2 separate regions of the Homo sapiens genome follow, and region 1 is linked to region 2. The links are chromatin contacts, found by Hi-C or POLR2A ChIA-PET in ENCODE. All regions are on one chromosome and are shown on one strand. The core of a region is the stretch at or near the end of the contact, and the rest is flanking DNA. Distances in the headings are between cores, read along the strand shown. Region 1 holds the start of CFAP410 (cilia and flagella associated protein 410). Region 2 overlaps TRPM2 (transient receptor potential cation channel subfamily M member 2).

Evidence for each region. Hi-C counts contacts between places; a loop is a spot of excess contacts on that map. ChIA-PET counts read pairs that join two places held with the same protein, here RNA polymerase II (POLR2A). Pooled maps may share reads with other maps.
Region 1: a loop to region 2 is called in a map with no recorded cell type, with 6 times the contacts of the local background. The contact joins the promoter of CFAP410 here to the enhancer-like site in region 2. A Hi-C loop is called at or near these places in 5 of 168 maps with a recorded cell type or tissue (CD14-positive monocyte, CD8-positive, alpha-beta T cell, heart left ventricle and 2 more), 3 of 37 single-sample maps with no recorded cell type and 4 of 50 pooled maps. POLR2A ChIA-PET finds 5 or more read pairs at or near these places in 3 of 52 experiments (Caco-2, HEK293T and OCI-LY7).

The regions. Positions count from the first base shown.
Region 1 is chr21:44,338,049-44,344,559 of GRCh38, forward strand. It overlaps CFAP410 (cilia and flagella associated protein 410), which reads right to left and starts at 1,342. Exons shown (of 7, transcript NM_004928.3): 1 at 1,070-1,342. The coding sequence starts at 1,146. RefSeq lists silencers at 511-630, 931-1,300 and enhancers at 1,301-1,520, 3,383-4,025, 4,026-4,669, 5,412-5,967.
Region 2 is chr21:44,373,012-44,379,468 of GRCh38, forward strand. TRPM2 (transient receptor potential cation channel subfamily M member 2) reads left to right here. Exons shown (of 32, transcript NM_003307.4): 6 at 2,822-3,002; 7 at 4,701-4,762; 8 at 5,986-6,186. Among named protein-coding and RNA genes, the nearest start is that of TRPM2, 23 kb to the left of the region's middle. RefSeq lists enhancers at 4,319-4,818, 4,819-5,320 and a silencer at 5,814-6,019. Within about 2 kb of position 2,845, at least 3 of the 41 ENCODE cell types and tissues checked have a DNase peak (open chromatin) inside an H3K27ac peak, as active enhancers do; they include CD14-positive monocyte, where a contact is called at or near this core.

The DNA of each region.
Region 1 (6,511 bases), core at 92-2,591, 36 kb before region 2:
TATGAAGCAAACTTTAAAAGCCTGAAACAGGGTTGTTGTTTCTCCCAGCTTAGTGGGAGTACTGACCACCCCATGCAAAACAAAGAAATGCATTATTGAAAGCAAATGACACGGGAATTGTAGCCAAAACACCAGATATGCCAGGGCAGAGAGAAAAGCTTTTTAATTAACAGGGAAGAGCTCACTCTGGGCAGTCTGCGGACACCCCTGGGAGGAAGCGTCTGCTCTCGCTGACCCCCACACCCGCCTGCACGGTGAGGCCAGTTGACACGGCGCGGTCACTCTGCTGAGTCCCCAGGGAACCCTGGAGATCTTGCAGGCCTCAACTCCAGGCTCCCTCTTCTGGAAGCTCCTGGTCTTCCTTGGCTCAGTGAGACTCAGCATTACCTGCCTTTCAGCCTGCCTGGGTCCCACCGCACCCACGTCCCTTCCTGTCACCTGCTAGGAGTACCCTGGGAACGGCCGCCCCCAGTACTGATTACCAACGTGTTTCCTGACTCAGTCCTGGAAAGCTCAGTTCTCTCTCCTATTCGACTTGGTCCCAGTGACTGCTGGCAACCCCAGACAACAGACCCAGCCCACAGGGCACCCGGGGCAAAGGCGGGCCGGGAAATGGGGGGGGGCCCAGGCGACCCCGACCCCCGGCCTCCTCCCCTCCCTCACCCGCGGCTCCTTCGCCGCCCTCGCCCCTGCCCCTCCCCCCTTCCACTCCGCCCCCGCCCCGCCCCGCCCCGGCTCCTCCCTCCGGCTCCGCCCTCGTCCCGCCCCGGCTCCTCCCTCCGGCTCCGCCCTCGTCCCGCCCCGGCTCCTCCCTCCGGCTCCGCCCTCGTCCCGCCCCGGCTCCTCCCTCCGGCTCCGCCCTCTCCCCGCCCCGGCTCCGCCCTCTCCCCGCCCCGGCTCCGCCCTCTCCCCGCCCCGGCTCCTCCCTCCGGCTCCGCCCTCGTCCCGCCCCGGCTCCTCCCTCCGGCTCCGCCCTCTCCCCGCCCCGGCTCCTCCCTCCGGCTCCGCCCTCGCCCCGCCCCGGCTCCTCCCCCCACCCCGGGGCGGCCGCGGCCAGGCCCCGCCTCACCAGCAGTTGAGCTTGCGCACGCTGTGCAGCTCCGAGGCCTTGGCCCGGGTCAGAACCATCTTCCGCGTCAGCTTCATGGCGGCCGCCCAGGCCCGACCGGCGGGCGCCCCCGGCCTCCTGATCCCGGGCGGGTGACGACTGCGCGGCGCGTGTCTCCAGGGGCGGGGCCCGCGTCGTCAGGGGCGGATCCTGAGCCGATTGGCGGCTCGGTGAGGAGAGCGGGGCGACGCGAGCCCGCTGGGGCCGCTTGGGCGCCGCTGACACGTTGGCTCTGCTCCTGCTCATGCGCGGCCTGGGGCGCCCTTCTCTGACGCGATTCTAACGCGACCCCGGAAGCGCGCAGCGAGCAGAGGGTGGGTGCAGGTGGCGGTCCCCGAGTCGGCCCAGTGAGGGCTGAACTGCTGCTCCCAGGAACCGAGCGGGGTGGGCTCGGTCCGACGCGCATCATGGCCGAGTGCCTAGGCCTGACTCTGAGCGCAGGCCTAGCGTGGATGGCATGGGCGCTACACAGCTCCAAGTTACGCGATTCAAACTCTTGGAATAAACCCAGGGCAGCCCTGGGGCTGTGTTGATTCCTTGTCTCCCTCCCTCCCAGCATTTACAGAAAAGACGCATTTATAGGAAAGACGCACGGGCAGGTCCAGCAGAGCCCTTACAAGCATTTCAACCTTTTAGAAATCAGATAAGACCCTCTAAACATCGTTACATGGGCCACAGTTACATTAAGACAGGCGTTCTGACGTTCTGAAACCGCCTTTGCAAAAAATTGTATCGGTGAGAGAAGGTTGGCCTTGAAGGAGATCTGGCCAACCCCCATCTTGCCTTTGGCCTTAAAACTGCCCTTAATTATTCCTGGATAAGCAAAGGTAACTTTGGGAGACATTTATAGTTTAAGTGATAGCAGCCCTTCCTCAAAACTAAACAGCCTTTGTAAAGCTAATGAGACCACTGAAACCGCCTTTGCAAAAATCATAACTGAAGAAATTATGACAGGGGAAGATCTCCTCACCCACCCCATCTTCCTGCTATCCTCTAAGCTGCTTTTGTTCATTCCTGGGTGTAGACCAGACTAGCCTTGGGAAGGAATTTAGTTTATAGATTAAACTGAAACAAAATTGATAATAGCCCTTTCCCAAAAAAACCCTTCTTGCCTGGGGACCAGTCTGCCTTTGTAGGACTAACAAATTAAGCTACGAGATTAAAAATTACAGTTTAGGGGCCATGCAACCTCTGGCGGCAAGAGTCTGAACCTCCCCAAATTGCTTCTGGGAATAACATCACTGTTGCAAAACTTAAGGTCAGTGCTTGAAATATTTTGTAGACCCTGCATTCAGATGCAGCAGATGACACCACCCAAACGGATAATCTGGCTCAACCATGTGTGTGATCCCACCCAGGGACAGAAGTCAGCCAGAACTCATTTTGACCCCCTATGATTTAATCTTCGACCTGACCAATCAGCACTCACCACTTTCTGAGCCCATACCCGCCAAATTATCCTTAAAAACACGGATCCCCGAATGCTTGGGGAGACTGATTTGAGTGATAATAAAACTCTGCTCTCCTGCACAGCCAGCTCTGTGTGTATTACTCTTTCTCCATTGCAATTCCGTTGCCTTGATAAATCGGTTCTGTCTAGGCAGTGGGCAAGGCGAACCCATTGGGCGGTTACACTACCAGCCTAGAAGGATAGAGGAGCATGAATTCCACTAAGATGCAGATGTAAACATTCGTCAGCCATTATTCTGGAGGTCACAAGATAAGCTACTTCCCCAATTACTCCTGCAGGTAACATCACTATTGTACCTTTGCAGGTTTCTTGCATGTCTCACACGGATGGATCCAGCTAAATGTCTTGCCAACAGCTCCTGTGGCCCCACCCAGAAGCCATGCAGCACAAAAGGACCAAAAGGACAGCTAGATTTCATCTCGCACCTAACCAATCAGCACTCCCCATGCCCTAGCCCCCTGTTCACCAAACTACCTTTGAACAACCCCTAACCCATGAGCCTTCAATTGTAACCGAGCAGCTTAGCAGCTGTGAATCCAAAATATCTGAGACAGGACTCAATCTGTTTAGAAAGTTTATTTTGTCAAGGTTAAGGACAAGCCCATGACACAGCCTCAGGAGGTCCTGATGACATGTGCCCTGGGTGGCTGGGGCACAGCTTGCTTTCATACATTTTTAGGGAGACATGAGACATCAATCAATATGTGTAAGATGGAAAAAGAAGAAAAAATATATGTATAAGATGTACATTAAGCCGGGCGCGGTGGCTCACGCCTATAATCCCAGTACTTTGGGAGGCTGAGGCAGGTGGATGGCCTGAGGTCAGGAGTTCGAGACCAGCCTGGCCAACATAGTGAAACCCTGTCTCTACTAAAAATACAAAAAATTAGCTGGGCGCGGTGGTGGGTTTCACTCGTGTCCATGTGAAGAGACCACCAAACAGGCTTTGTGTGAGCAATCAAGCTGTTTATTTCACCTGGGTGCAGGTGGGCTGAGTCTGAAAAGAGAGTCAGTGAAGGGAGATAAGGGTGGGGCCGTTTTATAGGATTTGGGTAGATAAAGGAAAATTATAGTCAAAGGGGGGTTGTTCTCTGGCGGGCAGAGTGGGAGTCACAAGGTGCTCAGTAGGGGAGCTTTTGAGCCAGGATGAGCCAGGAGAAGGAATTTCACAAGACAATGTTATCAGTTAAGGCAGGAACAGGCCATTTTCACTTCTTTTATGGTGGAATGTCATCAGTTAAGGCGAGAACCAGCCATCTGGATGTGTACGTGCAGGTCACAGGGGACATGGTGGCTTAGCTTGGGCTCAGAGGCCTGACAGTGGGCGCCTGTAATCCCAACTACTTTGGAGGCTGAGGCAGGAGAATCGCTTGAACCCGGGAGGCAGAGGTTGCAGTGAGCCGAGACTGTGCCATTGCACTCCAGTCTGCGCAACAAGAGCGAGACTCCGTCTTAAAAAAAAAAAAAAGATGTACATTAGTTCAGTCTGGAAAGGCAGGACACCTTGAAGGCCGGGTGGGGTTGTGGGGGTGGAGGGAGGCTTCCAGCTTCCAGGTCATCGGTGGATAAGAGACAAAAGATTGCATTCTTTTGAGTCCTTTCACTGAATACACAATTTGGTCTAGCTTAGTAAATCTGCATTTTTACATAAACAATAAGGCAGAGAAAGCAAACAGATAGGCATGTGTCTCCGGTGAGCAGGGGGATGACCTCCTGTCCCACACCTGTGAAGATCAGCTATCAGTTTACATTCCAGGGTGAAATTCAACAGAACTGTTTGAGGGTAAAGATCTTGAGGCCCACAAGGAATTTCCTTGTGGGCAAATTGTGAGGGAGCTTCATAGCTTTTTATCTTTGTAGCGATCTTATTTAGGAATAAAATTGGAGGCAGGTTTGCCTGATGCATTTTCCAGCTGACTTTTCCCTTGACTTAGTGATTTTAAGGTCTTGAGCTTTATATTCCTTTCACACAGCTAAGCCTCAAACCATGTTTTAAAACTTTTTCCCCTTTCCCCTTTCCTCCTCCTCCACCCTAGTCTGAAGATGTAACTGAGACAAGCTGCTTGTGTTACCTTCCATCTTGAAATACAGCCTGGGAATGTGAACCTCCACTCCGTTCCCATCCTGTGCTCTCAGGCCTTATGCACATTTAGTTTACCTGGATGCCTGTTAAGCACACACCATGCTCACTTATCTGGTCATCTCTTTGCTTGGAAGCTTCAGGGGTCAGCTCCTGAAAGGGACCGGACACCTCATTCTGTCTCCAACAAGATTACTTCAAGGCCAGAACTCACTCTCGGCCTTGAAGTAATTGAGGACTAAACTCTGATTTTTCTTTTTTTATCTTGCCCAAATTCCTAAAGGGCATGGACAGTCATGCCCTACAAACCATAAATTCTCATCAGATGGGTTTTATTTAACCTTCTATATCGTGGTGTTGACAAAAAGAGTCAAACTCTGTAAAATATTTTAAGAGATTTATTCTGAGCCAGATATGAATGACCATGGCCCGTGACGCAGCCCTCAGGAAATCCTGAGAACATGTGTCCAAGGTGGTCGGGGCACAGCTTGGTTTTTTACTTTTTAGGAAGGCATGAGACAGCAATCTAATACATTTAAGAAATACGTTGGTTTGATTCAGAAAGGCGGGACAACTCAAAGTGGGGGCTTCCAGGCTATCGGTGAATTTAAACATTTTCTGGTTGACGGTTGAGTTTGTCTAAAGACCTGGGATCCATAGAAAGGAAATGCTCAGGTTCAGATAAAAGACTGTGGAGACCGCTGGGCACGGGGGCTCACGCCTGTAATCCCAGCACTTTGGGAGGCCGAGGCGGGCGGATCGCGAGGTCAGGAGATCGAGACCATCCTGGCTAACACGGTGAAACCCTGTCTCTACTAAAAATACAAAAAACAAACAAAAAAATTAGCTGGGCATGGGGGCGGGCGCCTGTAGTCCTAGCTACTCGGGAGGCTGAGGCAGGAGAATGGTGTGAGCCCGGGAGGCGGAGCTTGCAGTGAGCCGAGATTGCGCCACTGCACAGAAAAAAAGAAAAAAAAAGACTGTGGGGACCAAGGTTCTTTTGAAGTCTTTAATGGCTGCCCTTAGAGACAATCGATGACGAATGTTTCCTATTCACACCTTTAAAAGGTGCTAGACTCTCAGTTAATCTCGTCAGGATTGGGAGGGCCTGGAAGAAAAAGATCAAGCTATGTGAATAGAGATTCCTTCCAGATGCACATTTTCTCCCACAAAGGACGGCTTTGCAGGAGCGTCTCAAAATATGGCAGGAAACATGTTTCGGGGTAAAATATTTTGATTTTATTCCTTGTCATGTTATGCCAGAGTCAGATTGGAAAGTAAGTTATGACATATAGGGTTAAATAAAACCCGTCTGATGAGAATTTATGGTTTGTAGGGCATGACTCTCCATATCCCTTAGATAGGAATATAGGCAAGAAAAAAAATCAGAGCTGGCCAGGCGTGGTGACTCACACCTGTAATCCCAGCACTTTGGGAGGCCAAGACGGGCAGATCACGAGGTCAGGAGATTGAGACCATCCTGGCTAACATGGTGAAACCCCGTCTCTACTAAAAATACAAAAAATTACCTGGGCGTGGTGGTGGGCACCTGTAGTCCCAGCTACTTGGGAGGCTGAGGCAGGAGAATGGCGTGAACCTGGAGGGCGGAGCTTGGCAGTGAGCCGAGATCGCGCCACTGCACTCCAGCCTGGGCCACAGAGCGAGAATCCACCTCAAAAAAAAAAAAAAAAAAAATCAGAGCTTAGTCCTCAGGTTGGTGTAAGATGTGGGATGACAGAAAAGTCTCAGAGCAGTGCCTTCTGAGCTCTTCTACACCAAGCAGGCAGAATGTTCACTGCTAATGAGTCTGGAGCTGGTCCCCAGCAGTGGTAGGAAGCTTCCAACAGGCTCA
Region 2 (6,457 bases), core at 1,595-4,094:
CCTTTGAATGCCATAGGAATTTCTGCCAGTAGACAAAAAGGGCTCTGCAGACCTTTCCTGTGATGCTGTCTCCACTCCTGGCTTCTGAGATGGTTGAGTGAATTGCAGTCTCCTTGCCTGGTCTCTTCATCACTAGCAGGAGGTTGTTTAGACACACCCTTGGCCCTCTCTCTTTTTTCTTTTTGTTTTTTTTTTGAGACAGTCTCACTCTGTTGCCCAGGCTGGAGTGCAGTGGTGCGATCTCAGCTCACTGCAACCTCCGCCTCCTGGGTTCAAGTGATTCTCCTGCCTCAGCCTCCTGAGTAGCTAGGTCTACAGGCACCCACCACCATGCCCAGCTAATTTTTGTATTTTTAGTAGAGACAGGGTTTCTCCATGTTGGCCAGGCTGGTCTCGAACTCCTGACCTCAAGTGATCCGCCCGCCTCGGCCCCCCAAAGTGCTGGGATTACAGGTGTGAGCCACTGCGCTTGGCCGTTGGCCTTCTCTTTAGAGTCTGCTTTTCGAACAGTGAATCTCTTTTCATTTTCTGCATTATATGCGACCTGCATTATATGCGACCTGCATTATATGCGACCTGCATTATATGCGACCTGCATTATATGCGACCTGCATTATATGCGACCCGGATAGGCTGAGAATTTCCCACATCATCAAGTCCTGGTTCCATTTTGTCTGTCAGTTTTTCCCTCAATTTCTCTCTTTCCTTTTGCATTTTGTGAGAAGCAGCAAGAAAAAAAAGCCAGGCCACAACTTGAACACTTTGCTTGGAGATCTCTGCGGCTAAATCTTCAAGTTCATCATTTACAGTTCTGCTCTCCACAAAACTGCACAGCACAATTCAGCCAGGCTTTCTGTCACTCTGCAGCAAAGTTGGCCTTCCCTCCAGTCTCCAGTACCACATTTCCCACTTCCTTCTGAGCCCTCACCAGAAGAAGCAACTGTGATGTTCATTTTTCTGCTAAAATTCTGTTCATGCCAGTATATGTATTCTCTCTCTCTCTCTTTTTTTTTTTTTGAGATGGAGCCTTGCTCTTTTGCCCAGGCTGGAGTGCAGTGGTGCGATCTTGGCTCACTGCAACCTCCACCTTCCGGGTTCAAGCAAATCTCCCACCTTAGCCTCCCGAGTAGCTGGGATTACAGGCATGTGCCACCATACCCAGCTAATTTTTGTATTTTTAGTACAGACGGGGTTTCACCATGTTGGCCAGGCTGGTCTCGAACTCCTGACCTCAACTGATCTGCCCACCTTGGCCTCCCAAAGTGCTGGGATTCCAGGCGTGAGCCACCGTGCCTGGCCCGTATATATATTTTCTAAGGCAGCGGTCCCCAGCCTTTTTGGCACCAGGAACTGGTTTCGTGGAAGAGAGTTTTTCCACAGATGGGGGCGGGGTGGTAAGCGGTTGGTTTGGGGATGATTCAAGCACGTTACGTTTATTGTGCACTTTATTTCTATTATTACATTGTAATATATAATGCAGTAATCATACAGCTCACCATAATGTAGGATCAGTGGGAGCCCTGAGCTTGTTTTCCTGCAGCTAGACGGTCCCATCATCTGGGGGTGATGGGGGACAGTGACAGATCATTAGGCATTAGATTTTCGTAAGGGGAGTACAACCTAGGTCCCTCGCATGCACAGTTCACAGTAAGGTTAGTATTCCCATGAGAATCTAATGCCGCGGATCTGACAGGAGGTGGAGCTCGGACAGTCACACACACGATGGGGAGCGGCTGTAAATAGGGATGAAGCTTCGCTCGTTCACCCACCACCCACCTCCTGCTGTGAGCAGCCCAGATCCTCACAGGCCACAGACCATTACCAGTCCATGGCCCAGGGGGTGGGGGACCCCTGCTCTAGGGCAACAAAGCCCTCTCTGCCCTGCTCCTCACTTCCTTCTGAGCCCTTACTGCGAGTTGTTTTTTTTCTGAGACAGGGTCTCACTGTTGCCCAGGCTGGAGTATGTTGGTGCGATCCTCAGCCTTGACCTCCCGGGCTCAAGTGATCTTCCCATCTCAGCCTCCCAAGTAGCTGGGACTACAGGTGTGCACCACCATGCCCGGCTAATTTTTTCATTTTTGTAGACATGAGATCCGCTATGTCGTCCAGGCTGGTCTCGAACTCCAGGGCTCAGGTGATCCTCCCGCCTTGGCCTCCCAAAGTGCTGGGATTCCAGGCGTGAGCCACCGCGCCCGTCTCCGCAAGGCCTTTAATACCACATTCCCACCAACATTCTCTTCAAGGACGTTGAGACGTTTTCCATTCATGGTGCTTCTAAATCCTCCCGTCGTCTCCCCATTGCCGGTTTCAATGCCACTTCCACATTTTTAGGTGTTTGTTGCAGCAGCAGCCCACTTCCTCACCCCAGACCTGTATCCGTTTCCTGTGGCTGCCGTAACAAATGGCCTCAAGCCTGAAACAGCAGCATTGTGGTCTCTCACGTGTCTGGAGGACAGAACTCTGAAGTCAGGGTCACACGTCTGTTTCCCCGCCTCCTCCACTCCTGGGGGGTCCGGCTTTCTCCACTTGTGGCTATGTCACTTGCCCCTGCCTCTGTGGTCCCTCGGCCTCCTCTCCTGTGTGTGTCCCCCACCACCTCTCTCCTGTAAGGACACCTGTGATGGTATTTTGGGCCCACTCGGATCATCCAAGTTAATCTCATGTTTCGATCACATGTGCAAAGTCGCTTTCTCCAATAAGGCCACGTCCACAGATTCCAGGGACTGGGACCTGGTCTCTGTGAGGGCCGGTGTTCAGCCTGCTCGCGTTAGAGAGGCAGAGCTTTCCAGAAGCAGTGTCTGACGCTTCCTGGCCATCCCAGGGCAGCTTCCCCGCCGAGTACATACTGGATGAGGATGGCCAAGGGAACCTGACCTGCCTAGACAGCAACCACTCTCACTTCATCCTCGTGGACGACGGGACCCACGGCCAGTACGGGGTGGAGATTCCTCTGAGGACCAGGCTGGAGAAGTTCATATCGGAGCAGACCAAGGAAAGAGGAGGTAGGGGAGCTTGCTTTCGAGGGTGATTGGGCAGAGAGCACAGTGGGCTGGTCAGAGTGTCAGGTACAGCTGGTCACGACCAGGACGTTCAACAGGCCTGGCGTTTGGCAGAGAGTGCAGTGGGCTGGTCAGAGTGTCAGGTACAGCTGGTCACAGGTCATTCGTGGCACTCGGCAGAGAGCGCGGTGAGCTGGTCAGACTGTCAGGTACAGCTGGTCACAACCAGGATGTTCATGGTACTCGGAACGTCCTCAGAACACACCTGGGTTTCTTTCCCGTGTCTCTTTATACTTTGTTCCAGGAGGGTCATCTTCTCTTGCCCATTTTAGCCAGTGGGAGGGCGGTCTGGGGGGCTGGCAGCTCACCTGTGTGCTCGCAGGTAATGGGCCAACCTACATTTTTTTTGGGACAGGGTCTGGAGCGCAGTGGTGTGATCTCAGCTCACTGTAGCCTCGAACTTCTGGGCTCAAGGGATCCTCCCATCACCCTCCCAAAGTGCTGGGATTACAAGCTTGAACCACTGTGCCTGGCCCTACAATTATTTTAAACCTTGATCATGGTCTGCTCTCAGGTTCAGAAATCAGAATGTACGATAGTCAAAACTTAGGATTTGATACCTTTTTCCTCATAGGTGGGATGGGATGGGTTTGAGGACGTCGGGAGGTCAAGTGCGGGGTTTTGCATATCACTTGAGGAGGGTTCAAAGAGGAGATGGTGAACGGGAGGTGTCTGACCTGTGGCTGGGTGGGCTGGGGTCCCTTGCAGGGTTCCTTGTGCATCGAACTCCCCTGGAGGGTTCCTCACCAGCTTGTGGGCCCCAGCCCCAGGGTCCAACTCAGCAGCTCCAGGTGGGCTGAGAACTTGCATTAGGAGCACGTTCCCTGGTGAGGGCGATGCTGCAGTTCAGGGACCAGGGACCACACTTTGAGAACCCTGCTTGACTAGTAGGAGCACGTTCCCTGGTGAGGACGATGCTGCAGTTCAGGGACCAGGGACCACACTTTGAGAACCTGCTTGACTAGTAGGAGCACGTTCCCTGGTGAGGGCGATGCTGCAGTTCAGGGACCACACTTTGAGAACCTGCTTGACTAGGACATCTGGGGTGGGATGTGTGGGTGAGTGTGTGAAGACGATGGGCCCATGGGGGGCTCACAGACAGAGTTTGCTGCCTGGGGAAAGGGGTTGCCAAGTCCTTCTCAGGCTCCACTGCTGTTGGGCTGGATGAAGTTCAGGGTGGGGCTGGGCGGATGGACACAGGATGGACGTGCCGCATGCTGCTCGCATCCACGCGTGGCAGGTTGTGCCACCTGCTTGGGGCCTCAGCTCTGATTGTCCATAGCCCCTCTCCCTCCCTCCCAAGAAAGCAGGCAGGGGTGGATGGGAAGCAAGCGAGCGGGGAAGTGTGGGTGGCGGGGGGCTCTTGAGTCTGCTCATTGATGTGGAACAGGCAGGTCCCCTGGGAATGTGGAGCTTTGACTTTAAACGGCGACTCAGCACTGGCAAGAGGCCTCCCAGCAGGTGCTTCAGTGTGTGGTTAGGCTGGAGCCAGCAGGGGGCAGGGGAGAGTGCCCTCAGTGCAGGGTCTTGCCCCCCACCTCTGTCCCCTCACTCGGCTCCATGCTTTGTTCAGGTGTGGCCCTCACTCGGCTCCGTGCTTTGTTTAGGTGTGGCCCTCACTCGGCTGTGTGCTTTTTCTAGGTGTGGCCATCAAGATCCCCATCGTGTGCGTGGTGCTGGAGGGCGGCCCGGGCACGTTGCACGTGAGTATGGCCAGGTGGGAGGGGGCATGTGTGGGCCCGTCCTGCTGCAGGCAGATGACTGTCCAAAAGTGCTTGTCTCAGAACTCAAGACTGTTGGCAAGAGGGCGATGAGCTTTCCCACCAGAAGAAGAGAAAGAGCATCTACGCTGTGTCGGGGCTGCTTCTGGGTGGGTGGAGGACGGGTCGGAGGAAGGTGCCTGGAGGAGGAGGCTGGGCTTGGCTATGACTGGGCCATTGACCGGCGTGGAAGGAAAGGGTGGGGCCCCAGGGCCTGGAGTGAGTGGGGCGCCTCTGCTCCCAGGACCTGCTGGGGAGGCTGGGGGGTTTCTACAACTCTGCCCCCAAGATTCCTCCAGGAAGCATTTTTCAAAGTACAGGGCTGTGGCCCCCATCCCAGATCCGTGGTGCCAGCAGCTGTGTGACTGCAGATTTGGCAGGCAGCTTGAATGCGCTGCTCTGCCGGCCTTCCTTCCCGACCCTAACCCTAACTGCTTTGTGGCGTGCAGGGTGCGAGGTGACCTCACCTGCTGTAGGAATGTACGAGGACATATAGCCTGAGGATCTGGAGCAAGAGTATGGGCTTTTGTGAAGGATGGGATCACAGGCAATGTCCCGTTTATGTTTCATGATTGCAGGAGGTCAAAACAGAGCCTTGGGGGCTTGAGGCTGGATGGGAATCCATAGAGCACTGGGTCCTCACTCCCTATGCGTGCCGAGTACCCTTCACGGCTCTTCTGCTGGGGCGGCTGCACCCGCCTCCTTACCCCAGGCCGATGCTCATGCACACGGCAGAGTCCTTCCTGCCAGACAGCTTTGTGTCCAGTCCCTTCCCGAAGTCCAGCACACCCTGGAGCCCAGGTGCCCTCCTCATGGCTCTGCTCTTACTGTGGGCTTTTATGAGGTCGGTAACTCCAGGTCCATGCAGCGTCCCCTTTGCTGCGAGGCCCTCACGTCTGCAGGTCCATGGGCAAAAATGCTGGGAGTCTTTGATTCTGCTGGAGCTGAGGCCTGAGAGGTGCCAGGTGTGCAGCCCCCAGTGTGTTGGGGCAGCTCCCTCTTCCCCCAGAGCAGGGGACGCCACGAAACTAATAAGTGCTTTCAGTGGATCTCGGAGTAGTGTTAGCCAGCTCTGCCCTTAGCTGGCCTTGGAGAATTCTCCATTTCAGAAAGCATCGGAGCGGTGAGGACCCAGTCCCGGGCTCACACCCCCACCTGCCTTGCAGACCATCGACAACGCCACCACCAACGGCACCCCCTGTGTGGTTGTGGAGGGCTCGGGCCGCGTGGCCGACGTCATTGCCCAGGTGGCCAACCTGCCTGTCTCGGACATCACTATCTCCCTGATCCAGCAGAAACTGAGCGTGTTCTTCCAGGAGATGTTTGAGACCTTCACGGAAAGCAGGATTGTCGAGTGGACCAAAAAGGTGAGGCTGACGGGCACGACGGTCACCAGCATGTGGCTGCTTTGCAGAGACACTGTCAGCCTGGTGGGCAGGACCAGGACTCATGGACCGATGCGGAGAACCCACTGGGTCTGAGTGGGTGCCAGAGCGATTTGCAGAGGGCAGGGCCCAGGTGGTAAACCTCCTGGCTGGGTTCCGGAGGTCAGATCCCAAGACAGCATGTGAAAGGAGGGTGTGAACCTCACCCGCAGCACACCAGGGCGGGCTGGGAACGCTGCGGGGCTCAGTGGTG